Regions from separate parts of the Homo sapiens genome. Here regions 2, 3 and 4 are each linked to region 1. Evidence: chromatin contacts called from ENCODE Hi-C or POLR2A ChIA-PET data. All regions are on one chromosome and are shown on one strand. Each heading gives the region's core, a stretch centred on a gene start or an enhancer-like site at or near the end of the contact. The rest is flanking DNA. Distances are from core to core; before and after follow the strand shown. Region 1 has its middle 24 kb from the start of DDIT4. Region 2 overlaps ASCC1 (activating signal cointegrator 1 complex subunit 1). Region 3 overlaps ASCC1 (activating signal cointegrator 1 complex subunit 1). Region 4 overlaps MICU1 (mitochondrial calcium uptake 1).

Region 1 (7,602 bases), core at 2,044-4,543:
TGAGACAGTCTCACTCTGTAGCCCAGGCTAGAGTGCAATCATGGATCACTGCAGCCTTGATCTCCTGGGCTCAAGTGATCCTCCCACCTCAGTCTCCCAAAGAGCTGGGATTACAGGCATAAGCCACCTTGCCCCGCCAGTTTTTAGCCTGTCAGCTCTTTGAGGGACACTTGTTATGGTCATACCCACAGCTTTGACCCTTACCAGGTGGTCAGGTGGATGAATGAATGAGTAGAAAGAAGGAAGAGAAGGCAGGAGGGAGAAGAGGAAGAATGAAGGAAGGGTTGAGTTTGTTCTGGAAGCTCCCAGCTTCCATCCGCACCACACTCTCCCTCTGTCCCCAGGACACCAGGGAACTGACTCAAGGCTCTCCTCTTACCAGGTGCTGTGTGGGGTCCAGGGAGAAGAGCCCATTTGAAATGGGGCACTGGTCTAAACTCTGGACCTGCTGCTCACTATTGACTGAACTTAGCCACTTAAATATTCTCCTCTATAAAATGGGAGTGACCATAGCAACTACCTCGCTGAATTGTAGGGAGACCCAAAAAATGTATATGAATACATTTGTCAACTAAAGAGTGTTAGGGATTATCTCAGTGGAGGGATAGGCAGTGCAGGCTCTGGAACCAGACTTCTTGTGTTCACATCCCTGCTCCACTGCTTGGAGACCTTTGGCAAGGTCCTTAACTCCTCTGGACCTCAGTTTTCTCATCTGTAAAACAGGGATTATACTAGTTCCTACCTCACAGAGTTGTGAAGATTAAATGAGATAATGCATGAAAGGCTTTTCAATAAGAGCAGGGCACACATTAGGCATGATGTCCATGATCAAGTGCCTAATATGTGCCTGCTCTCAGGAAGGATGCTGTGAACTACTTCACACTAAAGTGTAAATGAATGATAAGATCTACTATGCTCCACTCATGCCTGTAATCCTAGCACTTTGGGAGGCCGAAGCAAGTGGATCACCTGAGGTCAGGAGTTCGAGACCAGCCTGGCTAACATGGCAAAACTCTGTCTCTACTAAAATACAAAAGTTAGCCAGGTGGGGTGGCACATGCCTGTAATCCTAGCTATTCAGGAGGCTGAGGCAGAACTGCTTGAACCCAGGGGGTGGAGGTTGCAGTGGGCCGTGATTGTGCCACTTCATTCTGGCCTGGGCGACAAGAGTGAAACTCTGTCTCAAAAAAAAAAAGAAATGATCTACTATACTCTCTCTCAGAGGCATATGAATCGTAACAGGAATTAAAGGAGTGAAACCCCATCTAATTATGGGATTTTAAAAAGTAAGGCATACAGGGGTAGGTAAGGTCCTTCCTAGGGTCCCTCAAAATCACGCCTGCTGCCCACTGCACAAATCCTGCCTGGTCCCAGAGAGGGACCACACACAGAGGAAGGGAGAACATAGTGCCAGTCCCTGAGGAAGCTCCCCTCTGCTGGAGAAACGAGAGGCAACTGGATCCCCCAATACTGCATCACTCCAGCTAAACATGGAGGGCCTTCGGAGGCATGGCAGGCAGTCGCCCGGGCTACAGCAACCAGAAGGGCTTCAAGGACCCTCCAGGGAGCAACAGGAGCCAGGGTGAGGGGGTGGGGAGGGGGATGGGCACTGGATGTGATGAGGACTGACTTGGGACGACTGACATGGGACCAGCGAGGAAGGGGTGGGCACTCTCCCAGGGCAAGACCCTCACTTTCCAATCCGTTTCCCCCTGACTGGCACCTGTAGTACAAGGTGCAGAGGGGGTCAGGAGGTGGGTTCTGAAGCCCTGGCATTGGGGTGTTACCAATGGGCACCCATTCAATATCTCTTCAGTTCCTCCTTTGGAGAAACCCTCTTCCCTCCTTCCTTTTCAGCCCATTGGAGCAGGTGAGGCTGCAGGTGTGGGGCCTGTGAACAGATTTGCCAATCAACACAGGGTTATTCCTGCCTTGCCCCTGGTATCTGTGTGGTCACATGACCCCAACTGTCCAGTTACAGTGAAACCCGGGACATGTGTCACAATTCCCAAGGACAGAGCCTCTTTCTACTCAACTGGAACTTGGGATGATGTGCCCCTGCAGCTGCAGCAGGTGCTCATGGAGCCCAAACACTTCCCAAGACAGCAAAGGCAAAGTACAAACAAGTACAAAGACTCTGGGAAATGAGTCTTCATGACGTCGTGGTGTCGCCAGATCGAGTCATGCCTGGGGTTCTCAGTTTCCTGAGCCAGTAGATTCCCTTTTTAGCATAAATCAGTTTGAGTCAGGTTTTCTGGCATTTGCATCATTAAGAGTCTGACATTCATATGGTGAATTTTCTTTTCTTTTTTTTCTTTTTTTTTTTTTGAGATGGAGTTTCGCTCTTGTTGCCCAGGCTGGAGTGCAATGGTGCGATCTCGGCTCACCGCAACCTCTGCCTTCTCCTGGGTTCAAGCGATTCTTCTGCCTCAGCCTCCTGAGTAGCTGGGATTATAGGCATGCGCCACCATGACCGGCTACTTTTGTATTTTTAGTAGAGACGGGGTTTTTTCCATGTTGGTCAGGCTGGTCTCAAACTCCGGACCTCAGGTGATCTGCCCGCCTCGGCCTCCTAAAGTGCTGGGATTACAGGCGTGAGCCACCGCGCCCGGCCATGGGTCTGTTCTTAAATGGGGCTTCCAGAGGGAACCTCAGCCTGTTTTGAAATAACAAGGATCCAGGCACGGTGGCTCACGCCTATAATCCCAGGACTTTGGGAGGCTGAGGCGGGCGGATCACGAGGTCAGTAGTTTGAGACCAGCCTGACCAACATGGAGAAACCCCATCTCTACTAAAAATACAAAATTAGCCGGGTGTGGTGGCGCATGCCTGTAATCCCAGCTACTCAGGAGGCTGAGGCAGGAGAATTGCTTGAACCCGGGAGGCGGAGGTTGCGGTAAGCCGAGATCGCGCCATTGCACTCCAGCCTGGGAAACAAGAGCGAAACTCCATCTCAAAAAAAGAAAAGAAAAGAAGAGAAAGGACAATAAGGAGTTAGAAACACTTTCTCCCTTCCCTCCTTCCCGAGGGGCGGGCTCCATCTTCTTTATTTTTTATTTTTAGAGAAGAGGTCTCCCTATCTTGCCCAGGCTGGTCTCAAACTCCTGGTCTCAAGCGATCCTCCGGCCTCGGCCTCCCAAAGTGCTGGGTTTAAGACGTGAGCCACCGCGCCCTGCCTCCATGTTCTTTAATCTGCTGTCCCTGGCCCAGGGACCTCCGCAGATAAAGCTCGGTTTCCCCTTTCTGACGCTGTTACCAGTTTGCGGCGGTTAACCCCCCAGAGAGAGCCTGACGCAGATTTGCTGCAGGAAACCACCGAGTCTCACGGCTTGGCACGAACTCTTCCTTCCGGGCCGGCCAGGATGCCTGAGCGTGGGGGTGGGCAGGGCACCTCCTACTTCCCCCCGCAGATAACCACCAACCCGGCCACATCATTCTCACATCTGGGAACTGAGCTCACTCGAGGCTTTTCTCACGTAGCCTCCTTTGAACCTGTTTCCTCATCTGTAAAATGGGGCTAAGGATAGCATCCACCTATTTCAGGGTCGTTTTGAGGGAATCCTGGAGAGAAAACTAGGGTTTTCAGCAAAAGGATCGGCACAAAGTAGATGTTCGCCGCTCCCCTCCCTCCTTCCCGCTCCCCCGGGCAGGAAGGCTCGCGTGCGCGAGGCCACAGCGCAAGCGGGTGCAGAGCAGGATTCGAACAGGGTTCCATGCAACTCCGTGCCCAGGGTCCTACCACCGCCTGAGCTCAGCGGTCTTCAGCCAGCGGGGCCCTTCCACCCCCTTCCTTAATAGTTTTCCTCCTCCGCCTCCTGCACGGCCTCCGCCTCCGCCTGACCGTCCTCGGAAACCTCCCAGCCGCAGCCCGGCCCTCCCCAGCGGCCTGAGTGGCCTCCTCCCGCGGCGCCCCCCAGCTCCGCACCTCCCCAGCCCCGCCCGAGGCGCGCCCAGCGAGCGTGACCCCGACCCAGGGCCACGGCTGCGCCCGTAGGATCGCGGGCGCGCGGGTCTCCATGAGGGACTGGGAGAGATGCGTCACCCGCTAATCCCTCAACTGGGTCGCACCCGGTCTGCCTTGGTTGGTCCCTTCTGATGGCGGAGGCGGGACCTCGACTTGGTGGCCAATGAGGAGCCTCGTGGGGGTGCTCTCGGCTGCCATGGCAACGGAGGGGCCGCCCGCTTCCCCGCGGGGCGAGGCCGGCTCTCCCAGGACTGGCCACATTGCAGTCACGCGCTGTGGCCCCAGTCCTGTTAGCATGAGGTGGGGGTCAGAAGTTGAGGAACAACTCGGACCTAAAGCCTTGACAATTGCCAACAGTGTAGACAAGTCCCAGCATGCCCAAAATTTATAAGAGAAGGCTGCCTGGAAGAGGGACACGATGAGGAGGGTCTGCTGAAACGGACAAAGAAACCCAGTTCAGTGCAGTGGAGTGGACATGGCACGGGCAGGGCACGGAGTGGGGTCGGTGCTTAGTAAGCGGATTAGGGTTTCCAAGCCAAGACCCACCCAGGGCAGGATGGGGAACCAAGGTGAGCAGGTGCGCTGAATTGTGGGTCTCACACTGTCCTTCAGTGTCCCGCAGGAAGAGAGAGCTAAGGATCACCAGGGTCATTCCCCTGCCTCAGGCAGCCTGCACTCCACCTTAGGTACAGTCATGTCCGGTCTTCAGCATTCATTAACCTCGTATTCTTCCCAGGAAGAGGAAGGTGACCAGGTTCATTGTCCCCATTTCATAAATGAGAAAACTGATGCCTGCCTGCTAAAGTAGCTCACCCTTGGGCCGTGGGGCCTGGCATTGGGCCCAAGCGGGGCCCTTCCAGGGAAGCCCCAGCCCGCAGTTCTGACGTTGCCCACCCTTGCTGATGGTGCAGGGATGTCAGGGGCAACTGAGCCCCATGTTTAACGAGGCAGGTGAGCTGGGGTCAGAACCCTGCCCTGGCCTCTGATGGCCCTGGGTGGGGATGTGTCTAACTCCCTCCTCAGTCACTCTGGGAGGGAGTCCAGTGTTGCCCCACGCTCGTGGCCTCCAGAAGCCCACAGTCTAATGGGGAGACAGACCCTACAGGGACCACATGATGTGAGAAATGCTGCAGGGGTGACGTGGACAAAGCACAGGGGAGCACAGGAGAAGGGGTGCCTGAGTCGGCCCAGGGAAGTCAGGGAAGGCCTCACAGCGGAGGCAACCCCAACACAAGATGCAGAGTGCTTGCTAGGCAGCCAAGCAAGGGGACGGTCGCCATCCCAGGCAGAGGGAGCAAAGGCCTAGAGGCCACCTGTCTGCAAAGCCTAGAGGCATCCCTGAGAGTGGCTCCGAAGAACAAGTCTAGGAGTGTGGACTACAACTTTAGGCAAGGCCCAGGCTGCAAAGTGAATACCAAAGACAGGGCTGTGTGCTCCACAGTTGGGTGCTTTCAGCCCCCTTCTGAATCAGCAGGCACCCACATACACTTTTCTCTAACTGGCAGATTCACAGAACCCCAAGAACCTTTCTCAGGACCCCACTTTGAGAAGTATTGGATTAGAAGTTAACACTGTCCGGCTCACAGTGGCTCACGCCTGTAATCCCAGCACTTTGGGAGGCTGAGGAGGGCGGATCTCTTGAGGTCAGGAGTTCAAGACCAGCCTGGCCAATATGGTAAAACCCCATCTCTACTAAAAATCCAAAAATTAGCCGGGTGTTGTGGCACACGCCTGTAGTCCCAGCTACTCGGGAGGCCAAGGCACGAGAATCGCTTCAACTGTTAGGCAGAAGTTGCAGTGGGCCAAGATCACGCCACTGCACTCCAGCCTGGCTGATGGAGTGAGACTCTGTCTTGAAAAAAAAAAAAAAAAAAAAGGCCGGGCACAGTGGCTTACATCTGTAATCCCAGCACTTTGGGAGGCTGAGGTGGGTGGATCACCCGAGGTCAGCAGTTCGAGACCGGCGTGGCCAACGTGGCGAAACCCTGCCTCTACTAAAAATACAAAAAAAAAAATTAGCTGGGCCCGTGGTGGTGTGCGCCTGTAATCCCCGCACTTGTGGAGGCTGAGGCAGGCGGATCACTTGAGATCAGGAATTTGAGACCAGCCTGGCCAACGTGGTGAAACCCCATCTCTACTAAAAATATGAAACTTAGTCCAGCGTGGTGGTGGGCGCCTGTAATCCCAGCTACTTGGGAGGCTGAGGCAAGAGAATCACTTGAACCCAGGAGGCAGAGGTTGCAGTGAGTTGAGATCGTACCATTGTACTCCAGCCTGGGCGACAGAGCGAGACTCTGTCTCCAAAAAAAAAAAAAAAAAAAAAAAGGAAGTTAACACTGTCAAGTACACCTACATATAACTGCATGGATTATTCCCACAGGTGTAACGTTGAGAGAATGAGGCCCGACACTGAGAGTCATTCTGAGAGGTGACAGCATGCTGGCAGTCCTCACAGCCCTCGCTCGCTCTCGGCACCTCCTCTGCCTGGGCTCCCACTTTGGCGGCACTTGAGCCCTTCAGCCTGCCGCTGCACTGTGGGAGCCCCTTTCTGGGCTGGCCAAGGCCAGAGCCGGCTCCCTCAGCTTGCAGGGAGGTGTGGAGGGAGAGGCGCCGGTGGCAACCGGGTCTGCGCGCGGTGCTTGTGGGCCAGCGCGAGTTCCCGGTGGGCGTGGGCTCGGCGGGCCCCGCATTAGGAGCGGCCTCGGGCAATGGGGGGCTTAGCACCCGGGCCAGCGGCTGCGGAGGGTGTACTCGGTCCTCCAGCACTGCCGGCCCACCCAGCAGTGCCGGCCCACTGCGCTCGATTTCTTGCCGGGCCTTAGCTGCCTCCCCGCGGGGCAGGGCTCGGGACCTGCATCCCGCCATGCCTGAGCCTCCCCCCTCTCCGTGGGCTCCTGTGCGGCCCGAGCCTCCCCGATGAGCGCCGCCCCCTGCTCCACGGCGCCCAGTCCCATCGACCACCCAAGGGCTGAGAAGTGCGGGCGCACGGCGCGGGACTGGCAAGCAGCTCTACCTGCGGCCCTGGTGCGGGATCCACTGGGTGAAGCCAGCTGGGCTCCTGAGTCTGGTGGGGACTTGGAGAACCTTTATGTCTAGCTAGGGGATTGTAAATACACCAAATCAGCACTCTGTATCTAACTCAAGGTTTGTAAGCACACCAATCAGCACCCTGTGTCTAGCTCAAGGTTTGTGAAGGCACCAATGGACACTCTGTATCTAGCTACTCTGGTGGGGACTTGGAGAACCTGTATGTCTAGCTAAGGGATTGTAAATACACCAATCGGCACTCTGTATCTAGCTCATGGTTTGTAAACACACCAATCAGCACGCTGTGTCTAGCTCAGGGTTTGCGAATGCACCAATGGACACTGTAGCTACTCTGGTGGGGACTTGGAGAACCTCTGTGTGGACACTCTGTATCTAGCTAATCTAGTGGGGAGGTGGAGAACCTTTGTGTTTAGCTCAGGGATTGTAAACGCACCAATCAGCGCCCTGTCAAAACAGACCACTCGGCTCTCTGTAAAATGGACCAATCAGCAGGATGTGGGTGGGGCCAGATAAGAGAATAAAAGCAGGCTGCCCGAGCCAGCCGTGGCAACCTGCTGGGGTCCCCTTCCATACTGTGGAAGCTTTGTTCG
Region 2 (7,602 bases), core at 2,028-4,527, 120 kb before region 1:
TAAAGCCTGGGCGACAAGAGTGAAACTCCGTCTCAAAGAAAAAAAAAAAAATCAGGCAAGAATCATTAAAGGATGTTAAATCTAAGGAGAAATTTTGTTGAGGAGCAGAATATTTGCATAGTCTTAAAATGTCCTCTTCTAGACTGCTTATCGGTTGAAAGGTAAAAATATAGTAACTATAAAGAAATTAATCAACACTGACTGGATGGTGTCAAAATTAACATCACCAATGAGGGACACTGTATACTCTAAGAAGGACACATTATCACCTATGCAATGCTCCATCCAGGAATGCCTAAGTCTACTCATGAGGAAATGCCAGACAGATCAAAAGTGAGAAGCATTCTATTTAAAAAGCCAATGTCAAGAAAGACAAAGAGCCGGCGTGGCACCGTGCCTGGAATCCTGGCTACTCAGGAGGATCACTTGAGCCCAGGAGTTCAAGGTGCAGTGGTGCTCACAGCACCGCACTACACCCTGGGTGACAGCAGAGTGAGACTGTATCTCAAAAAAAAAAAAAAAAAAAAGAAAGAAAGGCAGACAAAGAAAGCCTGTGGAAATGTTCCAGATTCAAGGAGGCTAGAAACATGACAATTAAATACAACACCTAATCCTAGACTGAATCCCAAACTAGAGAGGGAAAAAATGCTACAAAGGATATTACTGGATTAAGTGACAAAATTTGAACGTGGATGGTAAATTAGATAAAACTATCAATGTTAAACGTATTGAGGTTGAGAACTATAACATTATTATGCAAAAAAAAAATTTTGCCAGACACAGTGGTGCACGCCTATAGTCTCAGCTGCTCAGGAGGCTGAGGGGATAGCTTGAGACCAGGAATTCAAAACTAGCCTGGACAACATAGCAAGATCCCACCCCCCCCAATATTTTTAATTAAAATATTTTGAAATATTTAGGGTTAAAGGGCTATGACATGTGCAACTCACTCTAAAGCAGTTGAGAAAGATAAAAATGGAATACGAAAACAAATAGTGAAATATTAACAATAGGTGAATCTGAATAAAGGATACTATTCTTTTCTTCAACTTTTCTGTGAGTTTAAAACTACTTCCTGTATAAATTCTCTATTGGTGCTATAACAAATTACCACAGACTTTGTGGCTTACAACAATACGAACTTATCCTACCATCTTCTGGAGGTCAGAAGTCTAACATGAGTCAGCAGGGCTGCATTCCTTGCGGAGGCTCCAGGGCAAATCACTTCCTTGAGCTTTCTAGCTTCTAGAGGCTACCTGAATGTCTTGGCTCAGAGTCACATCACTTCAATCTCCACTTTAATCGTCACCTCTCCTTCTCTGACTCTGACCTTCCTGATTTCCTCTTTTTTTTTTTCTCAGACGGAGTCTTGCTCTGTCGCCCAGGCTGGAGTACAATGGCAAGATACCAGCTCACTGCAACCTCCGCCTCCTGGCTTCAAGCAATTCTCCTACCTCAGCCTCCTGAGTAGCTGGGATTACAGGCACCCGCCACCATGTCCAGCTAATTTTGTAGACATGGGGTTTCACCATGTTGGCCAGGCTGATCTCGAACTCCTGACCTCAAGTGATCTGCCCACCTCGGCCTCCCAAAGTGCTGGGATTACATGCGTGAGCCACCGCGCCCAGCCCAACTCCCTTATAAAGACCCATCTCAACATCCTTAACTTTATCACATCTCAAAGTCTCTTTTGCCATAAAAGGTAATAGTCACCGGTTTTGGGATTATGATGTGAATATCTTTGGAGGGCCATTGTTCTGCCTGTCACATGCCCCCTTCCCAAAATGTTTTTTAAGGCATCTTTGGGGAAATACACTTGGGTGATAAAACTAAAGAAAACTAAGGATGTGATTACTGTAAAAGTTGGGACAGTGGTTACCCTTCAGGGGAAGAAGACAAAGGCAAGACAAGGAAGTCTAGGGTGCTGATAAGATTGTATCTCCAGCCTACACGGTGGTTATAAAAGCATCCATTTGTTCTGTATCGTCTTCTGATGTGTGTTACATTTAACAATTTTGAAGTTTTTTTAGAAAAACTCTAAGCACAAGGCTGGGTGCAGTGGCTCACGCCTGTAATCCCAGCACTTTGGGAGGCCGAGGCGGGCGGATCACGAGGTCAGGAGATCGAGACCAGCCTGGGCAACATGGTGAAACCCCGTCTCTACTAAAAATACAAAAAATTAGCCAGGCCTAGTGGTGCACAACTGTAATCCCAGCTACTTCGAGGGCTGAAGCAGGAAAATCGCTTGAACCCGGAAGGCAGAGGTTGCAGTGAGCCAAGATTGCACCACTGCACTGCTGTCTGGGCAAAAGAGCAAAACTCAGTCTCAAAAAAAAAAAAAAAAAAAAAGAAAAACTCTAAGCACAAATAAAAGAGGAAACAGTTTGTTTTTAAGCTTTTATAGATGTTGGGCTTTTTTTTCTTTTTTTCTTTTTCTTTTGTAGAAATGGGGTTGCGCTATGTTGACAAGGCTGGTCTTGAACTCCTGGCCTCAAGTGATCCGCTGGCCTCAGTCTCCCAAAGCGCTGGGATTACAGGCATGAGCCACTGCACCCAGCCCAATGTTGAGATGTTTTAAAGGTAAAATTACACTAGTTCCTCTAAAAATATATAATATATATATTATATATAATATTTTTATATTATATATATTACATATATTATATATTTTTATATTATATATTATATTTTTTATATTATATATTATATATTATATTTTTATATTATATATAATATATATTTTATATTTTTATATTATATATAATATTTTTATATTATATATATTATATATTATATTTTTATATTATATATATTATATATTATATTTTTATATTATATATTATATATTTTATATTATATATTATATTTTATATTTTTATATATGTTATATACAATATTTTTATATTATATATATATTTCTTATATTTTTTTATATATAAAATATAGTGACTAGAGAGAGAAAAATGAGGGAAAGAAATGCCCTGTCACTAGCATGCCAAATCAAGACTTAACTAGTAGAGCCAGACTCAATTCTAAAGGCCTGAAAGTGCACACAAGTACCTTTCTAGACCTGGAAATGACTAGGAAACATAAGGGGAAAATGGCCTAATGGTTTAAAATTCCCAGCTTACTATCTCAGTCACTTTGATATTCCATTGCTCTTTCTTCCTTTTTCTTTCTCTTTATTCTTCAACTTTCTCTTGCATAAATTTGCTCTAATACCCAGCTAGAAAAAGGAAGTTCTACAACTTTGCTTTCCCTGCCTTACCCTTTGGGAGCCTAGCACTCTAGTCAACTTGAGTTTACTTGCCAAGAAAACACCAAAACACCAAGTACTGGGAAACAAAACACACAGAAGGCAATGGAGCAAGACAAGGTACAGACAGGACACCTAAGGGTCACACGATCGAAAGTCCTTTTTGGAATTATGAGTCATAAGGGTTCAAATAATCCTTAACTCTACTGTAGACTATATAATTTACAAGTAACTCCACTGGACAGTCTTTTAATGAATGGAGAAACGCTCTAAATTCTGCCCTACCTCACAATGCCATCTACCAAGAGAAACTTTTCTCTTACTGAATTATCTAAATTTAATTTGGAACCAAACAACCTTCAAGGCAACGGCATAAATCTCTAGAGCCACTGTTTTTCTTTGCTCGGAATATATCATCATATTCCTGCCCCAAGCCCATTCACTGAGATGAATGAAGACCAACGAACATCAAATTCTTTACTGCAGGGGTTTAATTACACTGGGCCCTGCTCCAAGCTTGCCATTACTTGGAGCTGGAACTATCTTACTCCATTAGGTTGGCCACCCAGGCTGGCGCCTGAAAGTTCTAATGGTATTGACCTTCCACCCAGCAGGGAGAAGCAAAGAGTGAAGTAACAGGAATTTCCTGGGGCAGTTTTGTTTATGAAAATAAACATGTTTCTTTATGACTAAGTCACAACATCACTAAGCCTCAGTTTCTTTCTTGTTAAATAAGGCCTCATCCATGCATGCGAAAGCTTCCTCTAAAGAAAACTTATGTACATGCCTAAGTCACAGTTCACCGAGTTCAAGGTCATGTCCTGACTCATCAGTCCTGAGTGCATGGAGCTTAGCCCTCTCATTCAAACTGCAGCTCATGATTTACCACTAGCAGTCACCACATCATCACAGGCCCTTCACTGGCATCACTTTTAATCCAGCACCCTGGGCTCGAGTGGGGCAGAACTGCTAATAATACTATCAGTAGGAACAATTAACAAGACATAATAAAATCTACACATATCAAGCTTGGGGAAAAGGGCAGTAGACAGCAGTATGGATTGGTCCATCATGAAGCATTCTCTGCTTCCTTAAAGCTCAACCATCCTTTCCATGAGATGGGATACAACACAGGTGCAACTGCCAGAGCTGTCAGCAAGTAGAAGGGAGGCCTCTCTCCAGACATAGACCTGTAAGCTCACACTCCACTACATGCTAGTGAAGAATCTGATCCAAATGTGTAGCACCCAGAATGTAAATAATTTATAGCTCTCTGCCTTGGTGGTACATGCCAATTGCCAGAGACAAAAAATAATTCTCAAATCATATTCACATATATCATCTTTTAGGAACTCCAGGTATAACAAACGTTTGTGCCTTTAACCTGGAGTAGAGAGCCTAGGGTTCTAATTCTAACTTTGTCACAAACCAGCTGTAATTAGGCAAGTCATGTCACTTCTCTAGCCTCGGCTTCCTCCTCTGTAAAATAAGGGAGGTGGCCTGGTTTACCTGTAAGTCAAAGGACCTACAAACTTTTTACATGTTCCCACAAAACCTAAATAATTATCTGCTAACAAAATAGATTATGTGTGAGGGATCTACCAATTCACTTTCTGATATTCTATGCAAAGAAAAAGAGAAAATATGCATGCTTCCCCTATACTCGTTGTATTTTCTTTCTTTTTTTATGGCCAAATCTTGTAGAACTGTTTCTGGGCAGGTGATATGAAGTTCATTCATCTAAAGAAGTTATTCAAATAAGGCAAAGTGATGAAAAGAGCATTTGGCTGTGCAACCAGACAGGCCTATGTTCAAATTCTGCCACCTATCAGCAGCATGACCCTAGGTGAGTTACTCAGTTGCTATGAAGCTTAATTTCATCATCTATAAAACAGACAATACTTCTGTCTCAGGTTTGCTCTGCAGATGAAACACATATGAAGTCTCTGGCACACAGTAGTATGGAATAAATACAAGCTTCCCCCTCTTCCTTTTTACATGACTGTGCAGCACTAGACAAATGCCATCTTTGCTCTCCCTTTTAAAGCAGCACTGGAAGCTAAATTAGGCTCTGCTGAGTCATTTCCATTATTCTTTAAGAATGTTCAGAAAAGCTGACTTTGATTTGCAAGTCACTATGTGTTATTAACGAAATACTGTGTTAAGCTGTATAAGCTTTAGAAAAAAGGGTTTTGTTTCTCCTGGCTTATAAATTCTATTTATTCATACATAATTACAAGAAAGTGGAGAGGTTCTTAAAACGTGGACAAACATTCAAGCATGGGCTTTTATACTGACCAGAGAAAAGAACTTCTCATGCATTGTCTAAAGATCTTTACCCATTAAAGAGGAGTGAAGAGCATCTCCCCTCACTAAAGGATGCACCACCCCACTTACCTTAGATGAGCACAAAGAATCCTTCAGCCTACTCTTCTAAAAACTTCACTATTCCTCCATAGTTACTTGAAAGCACTAGTTAGCAAGGCATCTACTCAACTTACATTTATTCCCAAAGACAGACCCTGGTTCCTCTCACGTTTCTGATGGGTTAACAGCGCAAGAGAGATCTGTTGCTGCTTCTTAATGCCACTCCTTCCTTCCCCTCCATTTTGTAACCCATGGGATTACTACAAGTCTTACTTGGTACAGCAATAATTACAATTATAACAACAATAACATTCATTCGGCACTATGTGCCATGCTCTGCTCCAAACACCTTAAACTTATTAACTCATTTACTCTTCATATCAACACTGTAACATTAATACCATTATTATCCCCACTTCAGAGCAGAACTCTGAAATATCTTTGGAATATATCCCCTCCTGAATATGCCACAAACCCTATTCTTCTTTCAATAGACAGTATCGATAGCCTCCCAACTGGTACCTGCCTTGGTGCCCAACTCCTTACCTCTCAAGACATCCTCCACACTGCCTTCAATTTTTTTTCTGTGGTGCTAAGTTCATCACAGTCCTTGCTTAAAATCTTAACTAGTTTGTTTCTTTCTTTCTTTTGGAGACAGGGTCTCGCTCTGTCACCCAGGCTAGAGTGCAGTGGCACAATCATGGCTACTGTAACCTCTATCTCTGGACTCAAGCAATCCTCCTCCCACATCAGCCTCCCAAGTAGCTGGGACCTCAGGTACACACCACCATGCCTGGCTAATTTTTTTTATTTTTTGTGGACACAGAGTTTCACTATGTTGCCCAGGCTGGTTTCAAACTCCTGGACTCAAGGGATCCTCCCACCTCAGCCTCCCAAAGTGTTAAGATTACAGGTGTGAGCTACCATGCCCAGCCTTAACTATTTTCTTACTCTCTATAGGATATTACATTCAAAATCCTTAACCCACACAAGAGCTTTCACAACTTGGGTGCCATGTCATTTCCACTCTTAACTCCTACCTCTTCCTTACTCTACCTCTTTCTAAGTACCAGCCTTAACAAATTCCTCACTCTCCCCTGAATACCTCACAAGTGACATTTCCTCTGCGCAGAATGCTCCCTGCCCCCATTTGCCAGCCTGGCACAAACTCCTGTCCCTTCCAGACTGTTCAATTGTCAGCTCCCTTATCAAGCCTTCTGCAACCACTACAGAATTTCTCCTCTGGGTACACACTGCACTTATCTAGTAGCACTTATCTCACAACACGGTACCTATTTCTGGAAGAAGTCTATTTCCCACACCCTAGAGTATGGGATCCTTAAGAGTAGAGTCCATTGTTGGCACATAATATGTCCTATATGTTATATATACCTGGTATAAAGTAGACATTTAATAACTAGTGCATGAATCAATAAGACACAAAAACCTGTTCAAAACTAGTATCTCCACCGAAATGGGACAATATATGAATCTTGTAAATATTTCCTTTTCTTACTTTCCTACCCAACTTGGTAGGTTTTACAATCAGAACTTGGGGCTTTTTACAATTTTCCTTACAACCAAAGACAACTATCCCATCTTCATTCTAAATCAGTTCAAAAGATAACTACAAATCCTACAACTACCCTTAAACATGAAAAATCCTAAATTATACACTAAAGCTTTTATATAAACATTTTCTTCTTCAGTGACTAATACTAACTGGAAAAAAAATCCTGCCTGAGGGAGTTAGGGGGATGCAGACCCATTACCCATTCTGCCCAGTGTAAGCCTCCATGTTACAATATGAGCAGAATTATGTAGTTTCTGCAGCTATAACTGATTCAGGTTCTCTAGGCAGCCTGAGAAATCCCCTGTTGCTTCAGATGGATCTATAAGCCTTCAAATGTTCCACTGCACATGGTTTTGAATTACCGTTTTTCATTACTGATGTGCTTTCTACTGGACCCTGCTGTGAG
Region 3 (7,602 bases), core at 2,349-4,848, 99 kb before region 1:
ATGCGCCACCAGGCCCGGATAATTTTGTATTTTTAGTAGAGACGGGGTTTCTCCATGTTGGTCAGGCTGGTCTCAAACTCCTGACCTCAGGTGATCAACCCACCTCAGCCTCCCAAAGTGCTGGTATTACAGGTGTGAGCCACCATGCCCGGCCCAGATTATGTTATTTTAGTCATCACTGCTATAATTTCCTACTTGTTCTCACGAAGTAGGTTTTGTGGGTTTTTTAGGTTTTGTGTGTTTTTTGCTGTGTTTTTTTTTTTTTTTTTTTTTTTTTGAGACAGGGTCTGGCTCCATTGCCCAGGCTGGAGTGCAATAATACAATCTCAGTTCACTGACACCTCCACCTCCTAGGCTCAAGCCATTCTCCCACCTCAGCTCCCAAGTGACTGTGACTACAAGCACACACCATCATGCCTGGATAATTTTTGTATTTTTTGTAGAGACAGGGTTTTGCTGCTATGTTACCCAAGTTGGTCTCAAACTCCCAAGCTCAAGCAATCTACCTGCCTCAGCCCTCCACAAAGTGTTGTGATTAGAGGCATGAGCCAACATGCCAGCCAAGATTTAGGTCTTTCTTCAATGACAAAACAATGTTCATGGTAGAATGATTACGCTTTCAAAAAAACTAGAATATAAGATTATATACAAGCTAAATTTTATTTTATTTTATTTATTTTTTTTTTGAGATGGATTTTTACTCTTCTTCCCCAGGCCGGCATGCAATGAAGTCAGGAGTTCGAGACTGACCAGCCTGACCAACATGGAGAAACCCTGTCTCTACTGAAAATACAAAATTAGCCGGGTATGGTGGCGCATGCCTGTAATCCTAGCTACTCAGGAGGCTGAGATAGGAGAATTGCTTGAACCCGGGATGCAGAGGTTGCAGTGAGCCAAGATCGAGCCATTGCACTCCAGCCTGGGCAACAAGAGTGAAACGCTGTCTCAAAAAAAAAAAAAGTATGTGAGTGTACAGACACATTGATACACACACATATATAGCAATCATGTAACAGCATCTCTCAGTAGTGGAATTATGGATGATTTTTTATTAATCTTTTCTGTATTTTCTAAATTTTCTATAATAAACATATTGCTTTCATACTTTTTTGAATCAATATACATTTTTTAAAATCAACTAACTGATATCCAAAATGAGTTTAAAACTTGTTTTCTAATCTGGATTATCTGCTATTATCCTGGTCACAAGCATTTCACTGTTATCTAAGTATGGCAATTCTACATGCAAATTTGTCTTTTAGTTACTAATCCCAAATGAGCCATGACCGCCCAAAGTCAGAAGATCTACAGATAATGGCATCTCATTAACATTACCACCCAAAAGATGCAGAATAGTGTGTCTATTAGGATGAGCCATTTGTGTCTTAAATCTTTTTTTTTTTTTTTTTGAGACAGCATCTCACTCTGTCTCCCAGGCTGGACTGCAGTGGCACGATCTTGGCTCACTGCAACCCCCATCTCCCAAGTTCAAGCAATTCTCCTGCCTCAGCCTCCCAAGTAACTGGGATTACAGGCACATGCCACCTCACCCAGCTAATTTTTTTTGTATTTTTAGTAGAGACGGGGTTTCACCATGTTGCCCAGGCTGGTCTTGAACGCCTGACCTCAAGTGATCTGCCTACCTCGGCCTCCCAATGTGCTGGGATTACAGGCATGAGCCACTGCGCCTGGCCCGATATGTGTTAAAATTTTTTAAAGACATTTCTGTAATATATAGAAACTTATGAGCTGATATGTCCATACACTTTTTTTTTCAGTTCAATATAAGAAGCCAAAAGAAATAGTTATCTTTTTTGGTGGGGGAAGAAGTTTATAACTCCCTACTGTTTGATTTATGAACCATTTTTGTATTCTTTTTATATTTAACTTTTTTTTTAACCTTCTTGCTTTGTTTGCACTTACCATGGAGCACTTCGCCAGTACTTCCTCCTGGAATCTCAGGAATCCTTCCTGAACCTCAACTTCATTGAGGAAAAAGGCAAGGAAGTGAGTGAAGGGCTGCTTTCTTCGAAAAGTGTCCAAAAGAACATCAATCCGTGTTCGGGCTGAAATTACACCATTTCGATGCTGGCCAGTGATTACTGTAAACAAAGAAGAAAGGGTAAACTGCTCAAGGACCCCCAAATGCTTATAAAACAGGACCTCTTGATACTGTCACCTCTGAGGAGCTAAAGCAGTTCTGAATGCGTATATGAATCTAAACAGGGGACAATAACAAATATAAGAAAACTGCTAATTAATTCAATGTAAGCAGAATGAGGCTTAAAAATAGAATATCCTTGGCCGGGCACGGTGGCTCATTCCTGTAATCCCAGCACTTTGGGAGGCCGAGACAGGTGGATCACGAGGTCAGGAGATCGAGACCATCCTGGCTAACACAGTGAAACCCCACCTCTACTAAAAATACAAAAAATTAGCCAGCCTGGTGGCGGGCGCCTGTAGTCCCAGCTACTCGGAAGGCTAAGGCACGGATGGAGGGAACCCAGGAGGTGGAGCTTGCAGTGAGCCAAGATCGTGCTACTGCACTCCAGCCTGGGCAATAGAGCAAGACTCTATCTCAAAAAAAAAAAAAAAAAAAAAAAAAGAATATCCTTAAGACAGCTTATAAAGTAGAAAAATGAATTCAAGTACTACAAAGCAAACCCTTGCTAGTAGGAATGTAAAATGGTGTAGTCACTATGAAAAAGTTTGGTAATTCCTTAAAAAGTTGAACATAGCTGGGTGCAGTGGCTCACGCCTGTAATCCCAACACTTTGGGAGGCTGAGGTGGGCAGATCACTTGAGGTCAGGAGTTCAAGACCAGCCTGGCCAATATGGCAAAACCCCATCTCTACTAAAAATACAAAAATTAGCTGGGTGTGGTGTCACATGTCTGTAATCCCAGCTACTTGGGAAGCTGAGGCACAACAATGGCTTGAACTAGCAAGCTGGAAGTTCCAGTGAACTGAGATCACGCCACTGCACTCCAGCATGGGCAACAGAGCTAGACCCTGTCTCAAAATAAATAAATAAATAAATAAATAAATAAAGTTGAACATAGACTTACCATATAACCCAGAAATTCTACCCTTAGGGATACCCAAAATAAGTAAAAACCGAGAAAGAAAAAGGGAAGGGAAGGGAAGGGAAGGGGGAGCAGGGAAGGGGAGGGGAGGGGGGAGGGGGAACGAGGAAGGGAAGGGGAGGGGGGAGGGAGAGGGGAGGGGAGGGGGGAGGGAGAGGGGAGGGGAAGGGGGAGGGGACGGAACGGGTGAGGAGGGAGGGGAGGGGAGGGAAGGGAGCAGATGGAAGGGGTGAGGAGGGAGGGGAGGGGAGGGAAGGGAGCAGATGGAAGGGGTGAGGAGGGAGAGGAGGGGAGGGGAGGGAAGGGAGCAGATGGAAGGGGTGAGGAGGGAGGGGAGGGGAGGGGAGGGGAGGGGGAGGGGAGGAGAGGGGAGGGGAGGGGAGGGGAGGGGAGGGGGAGGGGAGGGAAGGGAAGGGAAGGGAAGGGAAGGGAAGGAAGGAAAGAAAAGAAAGAAAGAAGGCAAGGCATGCTCATGCCTGTAATCCCAGCACTCTGGGGCAAAGGCCAAGGCAGGAGGATTGCCTGAGGCCAGGAGTTCCAGACAGCCTAGGCAATTTACTGAAACTCTGTCTCTACAGTGGTTGGAGGTGGAGAAGCTTCTGATGTTCCATTGCCTGAGATTTCAAAACAGACAAGACCAGATCCTTGTCTAGAGGATTAAAAGCTACCAGATCATTTCCTTCTCTGATTTCTCTAATTTAGGAGACACAAAAGAAATGGGTAAATCAGAGCAAATATCACACGAATGCAACTGCAGACTTGACTTCACATCACAATTCAATTTACTCTAACCAATACATTTGGTTTTTCTATATACTTTACTTCTCTACAAGATCAATAAGCCAGTTTATTTATTTTATTTTCAAGAGAGTCTTGCTCTGTCACCCAGGCTGCAGTGCAGTGGTACAATCTCGGCTCACTGCAACCTCCGCCTCCCAGGTTCAAGCGATTCTCCTGCCTCAGCCTCCTGAGTAGCTGGGATTACAGGCACGTGCCACCACACCTGGCTAATTTTTGTATTCTTAGGAGAGACAGGGTTTCATCATGTTGGCCAGGCTGGTCTCAAAATCTTGACCTTGTGATCCACCCAACTTGGCCTCCCAAAATGCTAGGATTACAGGTGTGAGCCACCACACCCAGCTAATTTTGTATGTTTATTTTTATTTTTTGAGATGGAGTCTTGCTCTGTCGCCCAGGCTGGAGTGCAGTGGCACGATCTCGGCTCACTGCAACCTCCATCTCCCAGGTTCAAACAATTCTCCTGCCTCAGCCTCCCAAGTAGCTGGGAATACGGGTGTATGCCATCACACCCAGCTAATTTTTTTTTTTTTTTTTTTTTTTTTGAGACAGAGTCTCACTCTGTTTCCCAGGCTGGAGTGCAGTGGCACGATCTCGGCTCACTGCAACCTCCGCCTCCCGGGTTCAAGCAACTCTCCTGCCTCAGCCTCCTGAGTAGCTGGGATTACAGGTGTGCACCACCATGCCCTGCTAATTTTTGTATTTTCAGCAGAGACAGGGTTTCACCATGTTGGTCAGACTGGTCTCAAACTCCTGACTTTGTGATGTGCCCTCCTCGGCCTCCCAAAGTGCTGGGATTACAGGCGTGAGCCACTGGGCCTGGCCGGCTAATTTTTTGTATTTTTAGCAGAGACGGGATTTCACCGTGTTAGCCAGGATGGTCTCAATCTCCTGACCTCATGATCCGCCCACCCCGGCATGAGCTAACACGCCTGCCTAGTTTTTATTTTCTCTTCTTTGTTTTCTGTTTTTTTGTTTGTTTTGAGACAGTCTCGCTCTGTCACCCAGGAGGGAGTGCACTGGTGCGATTGGCTCACTGTAGCCTCGACTTTCCCAGATAAAAAGATCCTCCCACCTCAGCCTCCCAAGTAGCTGAGACTACAAGCATGTGCCACCACACCCAGCCAATTTTTGTATTTTTTTGTAGAGATGGGGTTTTGCCATGTTGCCCGGGCTGACCTTGAACACCTGGGCTCAAGTGATCCTCCCACCTAGGCCTCCCAAAGTGTTGGGATTACAGGCATGAGCCACCAAGCCCAGCCTGACACACTAGTTTTTCACACTGCAACATTTGTGCTAAGTTAAAATGGAGTCTTTATAGCCTGTCTACCCTTTTCTGGATAAGTTCTGGAATGAATCTAGTATATTAAAATGGCTAGGGTCTCCACATTTACACCACGTTATAATTTTACTGCAATAAAAAATATTATATAACTTACTACACAAATAGAAAAAATGGGGAACATATAACAAGTGTTAATAGCAATTATGTTTGGGGTTCGTATTATAAGAGACTTCCATGTATACCTTATATATAATTTCTGCAAGCTTTCTCTTTTTTGAAAGCATGTATTAATTTTATAATCAGAAAAAATTAGGGCTGGGCGCAGTGGCTCATACCTGTAATACCAGCACTTTGGGAGGCTGAGGCTGGCTGCACCTGAGGTCGGGAGTTGGAGACCAGCCTGATCAACATGGAGAAACCCCATCTCTACTAAAAGTACAAAAGTAGCCAGGCATGATGGCACATGTCTGTAATCCCAACTACTTGGTAGGCTGAGGCAGGAGAATCACTTGAAACCAGGAGGTGGAGGTTGCATTGAGCCAAGATTACACTAAGCCAAGATCATGCCAATGCACTCCAGCCTGGGCAACAAGAGCGAAACTCCATCTCAAAAAAAAAAAAAAATAGATGAAGTAACTTTTAATGCAATTATAAAATGACCTTGGTATTTGTAACTTGAATGTTAAAACTCAAGGAAAATAAAATTTTGCACTTATAATTCTAATAAACTGAATATTTACTTTAATAAAAGTCCTTCCAAATGCTGTTAAAAGTTCTAATGCTAGAGTTTGTTGACATTACCTAGAGAAAACTGTGTCACTGCACTGGCCAATATGGGAGCCCACATGCAGCTAGTTAGTTAAATTAATCAGAATTCAGTAAAAGTAAAAATTCAGAAAAAAAAATTCAGTTCCTTTCATACTAGCAATATCTCAAGTACTCAAAGTCATACGCATGACCAGTACCTGACACGTGCGGCTCCTGTGCTACACTGCATGGATATAGAACATTCTCATCAACACAGAAAGCTCTTTGGGACAGCACTGTTGTCCAAAAAGTCAATTGCTACTTATCTGCTGTCAAGGTGATTATTCTTTTGTGTGTGTGTGTATGACAGGGTCTCACTCTGTCACCCAGGCTGGAGTGTGGTGGCATGAACACAGTTCACTGCAGCCTGGAGCTCCTGGTCTCAAGTGATCCTCCCACCTCAATCTCCCACAGTGCTGGAAGTACAGGTATATGCCACTGTCCCCAGTCAAGGTGATTATTCTCACATAACATAAAATGAAAAAGAGTACTTATAATTTTTTATGCAAAAACAATACAATCTATGAACATTTATGGAAAATGGGGCTAGACGCAGTGACTCTTGTCTATAATCCCAGCACTTTGGGAGGCCAAGGAGGATCGCTCAAGCCCAGGAGTTCAAGGCCAGCCTGGGCAACATAGCAAGACCCCATCTCTACAAAAAGTATTAAAAATTAGCTGGGCATGGTGCTAAGCGCCTGTAGTCCCAGCTACTTGGAAGGCCGAGGGAAAAGTATTGCTTGAGCCCAGGAGTTCAAGGCTACAGTGAGCTATGATGGAGCCAATCAACTCTAGCCTGGGCGACATGCTCTTGCCTGTAACCCCAACACTTTGGGAGGCCAAGGCAGGCAGATCGCTTGAGCTCAGGAGTTCAAGACCAGCCTGAGCAATGTGGCAAAACCTTGTCTCTACAAAAAATACAAATAAATTAGCCAGGTGTGGTGGCGTGTTCCTGTAGACCCAGCTATGCAAGGCTGAGATGAGAGGATTGATTGAGTCCAGGAGGTAGAGTCTACACTGAGCTGTGATCATGCCACTACACTCCAGCCTGGGCAACAGAGACTCTGTCTCCAAAAATAAAATAAAATAAAATAAAGGACTAAAAGGCCGGGCATGGTGTCTCATGCCTGTAATTCCAGCACCTTGGAAGGCTGAGGCAGGCAGATCACTTCAAACCAAAAATTCAAGATCAGCCTGGGCAACATGGTGAAATCCTGTCTGGATAAAAAATAAATAAAAATTTTTAAATGAAAAAAGAAAAAGAAAATGGGTTAATGAATTATTGGAGGTTGCTGCACTCTTTGACTTTAAAAAAGTTCCATCGGCCAGACATGGTGCTCACGCCTGTAATCCCAGCACTTTAGAAGGCCAAGGTGGGTGGATCACTTGAGGCCAGAAGTTTGAGACCAGCCTGGCCAACATGGCGAAACCCTGTCTCTACCAAAAAATACAAAAATTAGCTGGGTTTGGTGGCACACACCTGTAGTCCCAGCTACTCGGGAGGCTGAGGCAGGAGAATCGCTTGAACCTGGGTAGCGGAGATTGCAGTGAGCTGAGATTGCACCTCAGCACTCCAGCCTGGGTAACACAGCAAGACTCTGTCTCAAAAAAAAAAAAAAAATTCCAT
Region 4 (7,602 bases), core at 3,276-5,775, 73 kb after region 1:
GGCCGAGGTGGGCAGAACACTTGAGGTCAGGAGTTTTGAGACCAGCTTGGCCAACATGGTGAAACCCTATCTCTCCTAAAAATACAAAAGTTAGCCGGGTGTGGTGGTGCACAGTGGTAGTCCTAGCTACTCAGGAGGCCGAGGCAGGAGAATCACTTGAATTTAGGAGGCAGAGGTTGCAGTGAGTGAGTCAAGATCGTGCCTTGGTAACAGAGTGAGCAAGACTCTGTCTCAAAAAAAAAAAAAAAAAAAAAAAAGGAGGTTCTTAAACTGCTCTGTAAATGCTGGGGTTAGTACCTTCCCAGTGGAGCCACAGGTGCAGAGCCAGGCCTCTGTTCTTCTCTGGCTGACAAGCACTCCCTACTAACACATTCAGAGCAGCCGCCTCACAGGAAGGGCCGAGTTTTCGGTATGGTGGTTCTATGATGTTGGCCGTGCCAAGGAGACATGCCAGGAAGCGCTACCTGGAGGTTCTGGGGGCTGCAGGCATTTTGGAGGAAAGCTGAAGCAGAGGCTTTGGGACCTGGAAGAAACCTCAAGGCTCCTTTAGCCCATCCCTAGCTGTCATTTTATAGATGAGGAAACAGGTGGGAAATGACTTGCTCAAGACCACACTGAGTTAGTGGCAAAATTGGGTCCACCATACAACACTGGTTGTTATGGTTCTTTTTTTTTTTTTTTTTTTTTTTGAGGCAGAGTCTCACTCTGTCGCCAGGCTGGAGTGCAATGGCGCGATCTTGGCTCACTGCAACCTCCGCCTCCCAGGTCCAAGTGATTCTCCTGCCTCAGCCTCCTGAGTAGCTGGGATTACAGGCACATGCCACCATGCCTGGCTTTTTAGTAGAGACAGGGTTTTACCATGTTGGTCAGGCTGGTCTTAAACTCCTGACCTCATGATCTGCCAGCCTCAGCCTCCCCAAGTGCTGGGATTACAGGCATGAGCCACTGTGCCAGGCCGGTTGTTATGGTTCTTAAAACTTAGGTCCTTATGGTGAAATGCATAGGGTAACGTGGCAAAACTCGTCTCTACAAAAAATACAAAAATTAGCCAGGTGTGGTCGCGTGCACCTATAGTCCCAGCTGCTCAGGAGGCCGAGGTGGGAGGATGGCTTGAGCCTGGGAGGCAGAGGTTGTGGTGAGCCAGGATTGCGCCACTGCATTCCAGCCTGGGTTGCAGAGCGAGACCCTGTCTCAAAACAAAAGCAAAACCAAAAAACCCCACACAACTTAGGTCCACCATACTAGATGATTCCTCACATACTCCCCATCTTAGTTCTTTACTGTGGGGCATGAATAAGCAAGGACTGTGTACCTTGGCCCAGAATGAAATGCTAACCAAACTGTGCGGGGACAATGCCACCACTAACCTCCAAAAGCCCTCACTTTTTGTCTGTGCCTAAAGCTGCTCTTCATCAGAAAGAACCAGACTCTGGTAGAAAGAAAACAGGTCTGCTTCCAGCAAGATCTCAAATCCAGTGGGGACATAAAATGAAAAGGGCCTAGAGGACCCTAAAATAAAGGAGACAGGGAACTTTGGGGATGTTTATTGCAAATGGTTATAATTTAAGTGATATTTACAATTGTTTAAGACAGAGGGCAAACAGGCTCTGAGCCAGGCCTCAGCTTTAGAGGCCCATCCTGGAGAGGAAATGGCACTTGCAGGGAACATGAGCTCAATCACTATTGCTCACTAAGCACAGGGTCACACTGGAGTCATCTTAGGGAGGCTGCGAGGAAGAAAAGGGAGTGCACAGAGCCATGAAGCAACTACTTTAAATTCTGAATCTTGCTGTGTTCCCACTGAGCATGCTGCCTTCCTAGAGCAGGCCTTGGAGCCATCCCAGGGACTAACACAGATCCTTCCTGGGGCGCAGGCTTCTCACACTAGCGTAGGGTGCCTAGGTCATCCTCATCATTGTTTATCATCACAGACTTCTTTCTGCCTGCCAGATATCTTCCCTACTTGTGGCTTTAAAACACCAGCAGGAGGGAAGTCAAGGAATGTTCTTGTTAGTATAAATCCATAGCAAAAACGATTTGAGAACTGGATGCTTCCCAGGGTTGGCAGGTGTGTGGATGGTTCCCTGAATTCTTTATCCACAGGATGCTTGAATGGGTGGTGCTGTTGAGGCTGACAAATGTCTGAGCTTTACAGACTTGTTCATGTTTTTGAGAACCTATGGGGATACTCATTGGGCAGAATCAGAGCCCAGCAGAACACGGGGACGGGGAAGGGTAAAGAGGGGAAACCGACAGAGTCCTGAGGTCATCCCGGGAGGAAGGGGGACTACTTCCAGAAGCAGCAGCACAAAGGGCTCTGCCGAGACTCTGCGGAGGGGGTCCAGGGTACTGGGGGTGGAGGGGTCCCCTCTTGCAGTGTGGGGTTACTGTTTGGGTAAAGCGAAGTCCCAGGCAGTTTCCTGTGCACATTTCCACATGGCCTGCATGAGGCGAGTGAAACCCATGTCTTTGGGCTTTTCCAGGCCTCTCATCAGCCGTTGCTTCATGATGGAAACAAATTCCTTATTGCTCAGTTCGCCATTGCCTAGAGGAAGAGGCAAAAACAACAGGGATAAGTGTTGGCCTTGGAACAACACCACTGATATAATTCCATTGTCCACACAAAGTGGATTTCAAAGCCCAGACATTCTCCACAGCCAAACTCAATTCTCTTATCCTAGAATTCATTAGTTTATTCCTTCCTCGATATTTCCAACTGCAACTCAGTGACAGTTCAGTGTAGTGTGACAAAAGTTGAATGAAAATACAGTATATGCCAGGTCTTGTGCCAGGTGTTTAGAACAAGGAGATAAATGAGCTTTGTGCTTTGTCCCTGGAAATACTTCCAGGCTGTAGGAGAGACAAATTATTATACCACAGTGTGGGGTAAACGGAGGATGCTATGGGGGGCACAGAGGAAGAATCTCCCACCCTGGCTGAGGGTAATGCAAATACAGATAGTAAAGGCTTCCTGGAAGTGACTCCTGAGTAGAATCTCACAGGATTAGCAGCAATTGGCCAAGTTAAGGGGAGATGAGGGAGGCATTCCAGGGAGGAGAAGCAGCATAAGCATGAGTACAGGCAGGATACAGCGTGGCTGCCAGGGAACTGCAAGTAGGCAGTTAGGTATTGCTGGACACTAAAGAAGCAGGTGCATGGGAAGTAAACTAAGGAGGAAGGCAGGGAGCTGAGTGTGGTGGCTTGTGCTTGATTTCCTAGCTACTTGGGAGGCTGAGGCAGGAGGATCTCTTGAGGTCAAGAGTTTAAGACCAGCCTAGACAATATAGCGAGACCCTGTCTCTAAAAATTTTTTTCAAATTAACTGGGCATGGTGGTGGACACCTGTAGTCCCAGCTACTTGGGAGGCTAAGGCAGGAAGATCGCTTGATTACCACCCGGTGATTGCGGCAATCACCAGGAGCTCAAGGCTGCAGTGTGCTATGATGACCACTGCACTCCAGCCTGGGTGACACAGTGAGACCATGTCTCTTGGAAAAAAAAAAAAAAAAAAGAGGTGGGCAGGAGACAGGTCCCCCCAGGGTCTGTATTGCTCCTAAAGGTCTGGCACTTTCTCTTCCAGGCAATGGAACATCAGAAAAAAACTGGAAGCAGGGGAGTAAGAAGCAGGCAGATTTCCATTTTGGACAGATTTTTCTGGCTGGTTGTGTGAGGATGGATTGGAAGGCGGCACACCTGGAATATTGGGGTCAGTTAGGAGACTGCTGCAATAGTCTCTCTGCTGTAATGGAGAGATGGTGAGGGGGTTTCGTGGTGAAAACCAAAATCAAACTTTGGCTTTGGATTGAGCCCATTTTCTCATGGTTTCCTAATCCACCCTCTTCAGTGTCAGAGGGCTGGAAGAAACTTTGGAGAGCATCTGTTTTTTTTTTTGTTGTTGTTGTTGTTTGTTTGTTTTGAGACGGAGTCTTGCTCTGTTGCCCAGGCTGGAGTGCAGTGGCGCGATCTCAGCTCACTGCAACCTCCGCCTCCCAGGTTCAAGCGATTCTCCTGCCTCAGCCTCCTGAGTAGCTGCAACTAGAGGCGCATGCCACCATGCCCGGCTAATTTTTGTACATATATATTTTTTTGAGACGGAGTCTCACTCTGTCACCCAGGCTGGAGTGCAGTGGTGCGATCTCGGATCACTGCAAGTACCCCTCCAGGTTCATGCCATTCTCTGCTCAGCCTCCCAAGTAGCTGGGACCACAGGCACCCGCCATCATGCCCAGCTAATTTTTTTTGTATTTTTAGTAGAGATGGGTTTCACCGTGTTAGCCAGGATGGTCTCAATCTCCTGACCTCATGATCCGCCCACCTTGGCCTCCCAAAGTGCTGGATTACAGGCGTGAGACACTGCGCCTGGCCAAGAGCATCTGTTTTAATTAGAAACCACCCAAGCCACACAGAACAGTAACCACTGTAATAGCAGAGGTACAGTCACCCTTTGCAAGACACCCAGGGGCCTGTTGATTAAAATAATGACACCCATTACTGGTGGTGATAAGATAGCAGGAAACCCACAAACCTACCTCTACTCATGATTGGTCTGGGAAGAGTGTGGTAAGAAGGAATAAATGGTTTACTTCTGTAGAGTACCCAAAACCTAAACTGGCTCATGTTTTCTGGCTGAAGAGAGTATGGGCATCCTCAGAGACAGGAAACCCCCCACAGCAAGACAAAACCCAAAACCAAACCCAACAAAACAAAACCCAAAACCAAAACAAAAAAACACTTGGCTTATTTATATAAAGTACAAAGGTAAAACTGTGTTACTAGAAGTCAGAAAAGTGGTGACTCTTGGGGAAGGAAGTGACTGGAGGTACCAAGTAGGGCTCTATAGTCCTGGTAATGTGATGTTTCTAAATAATGCTGGTTATACAAGTGTGTTCAGCTTTTTAAAAATTTACCAAGCTGTACACTTAAGATATTTGTACTTTAGGCTGGGCACAGTGAGTCACGCTTGTAATCACAGCACTTTGGGAGGCCGAGGCGGGCAGATTGCTTAAGGCCCGGAGTTCAAGACCAGCCTGGCCAACGTGGTAAACCCTGTCTCTACTAAAAATACAAAAAATTAGCTGGGCATGGTGGTGGGCGCCTGTAATTCCAGCTACTTGGGAGGTTGAGGCATGAGAATCATTTGAATCTGGGAGATGGAGGTTGCAGTGAGCAGAGATGGCGTCACTGCACTCCAGCCTGGGTGACAGAGTCAGACTCTGTCTCAAAAAAAAAGAAATTGTACTTTTCCATATATTATATTGCAATATAATAAAAAGTTAAAAAATAGCCTTGCTTGGGCTGGGTGCAGTGGCTCACGCCTATAATCCCAGCACTTTGGGAGGCCGAGACGGGCGGATCATGAGGTCCGGAGATTGAGACCATCCTGGCTAACACGGTGAAACCTCGTCTCTACTAAAAATACAAAAAAAAATAGCTGGGCGTGGTGGCGGGTGCCTGTAGTCCCAGCTACTCGGGAGGCTGAGGCAGGAGAATGGCGTGAACTTGGGAGGTGGAGCTTGCAGTGAGCCGAGATCGCACCACTGCACTCCAGCCTGGGCAACACAGCGAGACTCCGTCTCAAAAAAAAAAAAAAAAAAAGCCTTGCTTGGCTGAAAAGTAATGAATAATTTGGCTTATCAAGAATGTAGGCCGAGGCCAGGCACGGTGCCTCACGCCTGTAATCCCAGCACTTTGGGAGGCCAAGACGGGTGGAGAACCTGAGGTCAGAAGTTCGAGACCAGCCTGGCCAACATGGTGAAACCCCATCTCTACTAAAAATATGAAAAATTAGCCAGGCGTGGTGGTGGGCACCTGTAATCCCACCTACTTGGGAGGCTGAAGCAGGAGAATTGCTTGACCCCGGGAGGCAGAGGTTGCCGTGAACCATGACTGTGCCATTGCACTCCAGCCTGAGCAACAAGAGTGAAACTCCATCTCAAAGAAAAAAATATATATATATAGGCCAAGGTGGGGCATAGTGGCTCACACCTGTAATCTCAGCACTTTGGGAGGTTGAGGTGGGAGTATCATTTGAGCCCAGGAGTTCAAGACCAGCATGAGCAATATAGTGAGACCCTGTCTCTACAAAAAGTTAAAAAATAAGCTGAGCATGGTGGTGCCTGCCTGTAGGCCCAGCTACTTTGGAGGCTGAAGTGGGAGAATTGCTTGAGTCTGAAAGGCGGGAGTTGCAGTGAGCCAACATTATGCCCCCGCACTCCAGCCTGGGCAACAGAGCAAGATGCTGTCTCGAAAAAAAAAAAAAAGAAAAAAATAAATGTAGGCCAGGTGTGGTGGCTCATGCTTGTAATCTCAGCAACTCAGGAGGTCAAAGCAAGAGGACAGCTTTAGGCCAGAAGTTTGAGACGAGCCTGGGCAACATCGCAAGACTCTTTCTCTACGAAAAAATTCAAAAAAATTAGCTAGGTGTGGTGGCATGTGCCTCTGAAGCTACTCAAGAGGTTGAGGTGAGGGGATCACTTGAACTCAGGAGTTTGAGGTTACAGTGAGCTATGATCGCACCACCACACTCCTGCCTGGTGACAGAGCGGGTGTGGTGGCTCACGCCTATAACCCCACCATTTTGGGAGGCCAAGAAGGGAGGACTACTTGAGTCAGGAGTTTGAGGCCAGCCTAGAAAACATAGTGAGACCTCTCTCTAAAAAAACAAAAACAAATTTAAAAAAAAATGTAATTAAGAGAACAGAAAGTTCTAAACAGGATTCTTACACTTTGTATAAAAAGAAGCTTGAGGCCAGGTGTGGTGGCTCATGCCTGTAATCCCAGCACTTTGGGAGGCTGAGGCAGGTGGATCACCTGAGGTCAGGAGTTCAAGACCAGCCTGGCCAACAGGGTGAAACCCTGTCTCTACTAAAAATACAAAAAAAATTAACCGGGTGTGATGGTGGGCGCCTGTGATCCCAGCTACTCGGGAGGCTGAGGCAGGAGAATCACTTGAACCCAGGAGGCAGAGGCTGCAGTGAGCCGAGATCATGCCATTGCACTCCAGCCTGGGCAACAAGAGCTTGACCCCAGGAGGCAGAGGGTGCAGTGAACCAAGATCGTGCTGTTGCTGTTGCACTCCAGCCTGGGCAACAAGAGTGAGCCTCAAAAAAAAAAAAAAAAGAAAAAAGAAAAAGAAGCTTGAAAATGAAAAAATATGAAGTCACTTCATTCAAACTACTATGGGTTTACCTTCTGCTTCCGTAAGGACCACATGACCACTATGAGTGGATTTTGTTACTGTGAACCAGGTCTATAACTGTATGTTATTTGCATGCATGTGTGATTTGTGAGTTCAATTCTAAAATCTGTGATGAAGAAGTCTATTTGAAAATCGAATTCTCCATCCCCTGGCACTTTATTTTGTTTGTTCATTTTTTTTTTTTTTTTTGAGATGAGGTCTTGCTCTGTTGCCCAAGCTGGAGTGCAGCGCTAGGATCATACCTCACTACAGTCTCAAACTCCTGGGCTCAAGTGATCCTCACACCTCAGCTTTCCAGTAGCTAGAACTACATGCACACACTACCACACCTTGGCTAAACTTATTTTTTGTAGCGATGGGATCTCGCTATGTTGCCTAAGCTGGTCTTGAACTCCTGGCCTCAA

Evidence for each region. A loop is a pair of places that touch in the nucleus more often than their neighbours do. ChIA-PET counts read pairs that join two places held with the same protein, here RNA polymerase II (POLR2A). Pooled maps may share reads with other maps.
Region 2: a map with no recorded cell type shows a loop between it and region 1 (7-fold over the local background). The contact joins two enhancer-like sites. A Hi-C loop is called at or near these places in 3 of 37 single-sample maps with no recorded cell type and 7 of 50 pooled maps. POLR2A ChIA-PET finds 5 or more read pairs at or near these places in 7 of 52 experiments (A549, A673, Caco-2 and 4 more).
Region 3: POLR2A ChIA-PET joins it to region 1 with 11 read pairs in activated CD8-positive, alpha-beta memory T cell. The contact joins two enhancer-like sites. POLR2A ChIA-PET finds 5 or more read pairs at or near these places in 7 of 52 experiments (A673, AG04449, HEK293T and 4 more).
Region 4: a loop to region 1 is called in a pooled map, with 6 times the contacts of the local background. The contact joins two enhancer-like sites. A Hi-C loop is called at or near these places in 2 of 50 pooled maps. POLR2A ChIA-PET finds 5 or more read pairs at or near these places in 3 of 52 experiments (HEK293T, PC-9 and activated CD4-positive, alpha-beta T cell).

What each region holds. Positions count from the first base shown.
Region 1 is chr10:72,294,043-72,301,644 of GRCh38, forward strand. No RefSeq gene overlaps it. Among named protein-coding and RNA genes, the nearest start is that of DDIT4, 24 kb to the left of the region's middle. RefSeq lists enhancers at 1,829-2,123, 3,128-3,427, 4,079-4,735, 4,348-4,437 and a silencer at 3,788-4,057. Within about 2 kb of position 3,294, at least 39 of the 41 ENCODE cell types and tissues checked have a DNase peak (open chromatin) inside an H3K27ac peak, as active enhancers do; they include A673, where a contact is called at or near this core.
Region 2 is chr10:72,170,087-72,177,688 of GRCh38, forward strand. The region is part of intron 5 of ASCC1 (activating signal cointegrator 1 complex subunit 1); the gene reads right to left. Among named protein-coding and RNA genes, the nearest start is that of ANAPC16, 42 kb to the right of the region's middle. Within about 2 kb of position 3,278, at least 5 of the 41 ENCODE cell types and tissues checked have a DNase peak (open chromatin) inside an H3K27ac peak, as active enhancers do; they include A673, where a contact is called at or near this core.
Region 3 is chr10:72,194,888-72,202,489 of GRCh38, forward strand. ASCC1 (activating signal cointegrator 1 complex subunit 1) reads right to left here. Exons shown (of 10, transcript NM_001198800.3): 5 at 1,924-2,102. Among named protein-coding and RNA genes, the nearest start is that of ANAPC16, 17 kb to the right of the region's middle. Within about 2 kb of position 3,599, at least 2 of the 41 ENCODE cell types and tissues checked have a DNase peak (open chromatin) inside an H3K27ac peak, as active enhancers do.
Region 4 is chr10:72,365,811-72,373,412 of GRCh38, forward strand. It overlaps MICU1 (mitochondrial calcium uptake 1), which reads right to left. Exons shown (of 12, transcript NM_001195518.2): 12 at 1,530-2,545. The coding sequence ends at 2,385. Among named protein-coding and RNA genes, the nearest start is that of DNAJB12, 15 kb to the left of the region's middle. Within about 2 kb of position 4,526, at least 3 of the 41 ENCODE cell types and tissues checked have a DNase peak (open chromatin) inside an H3K27ac peak, as active enhancers do.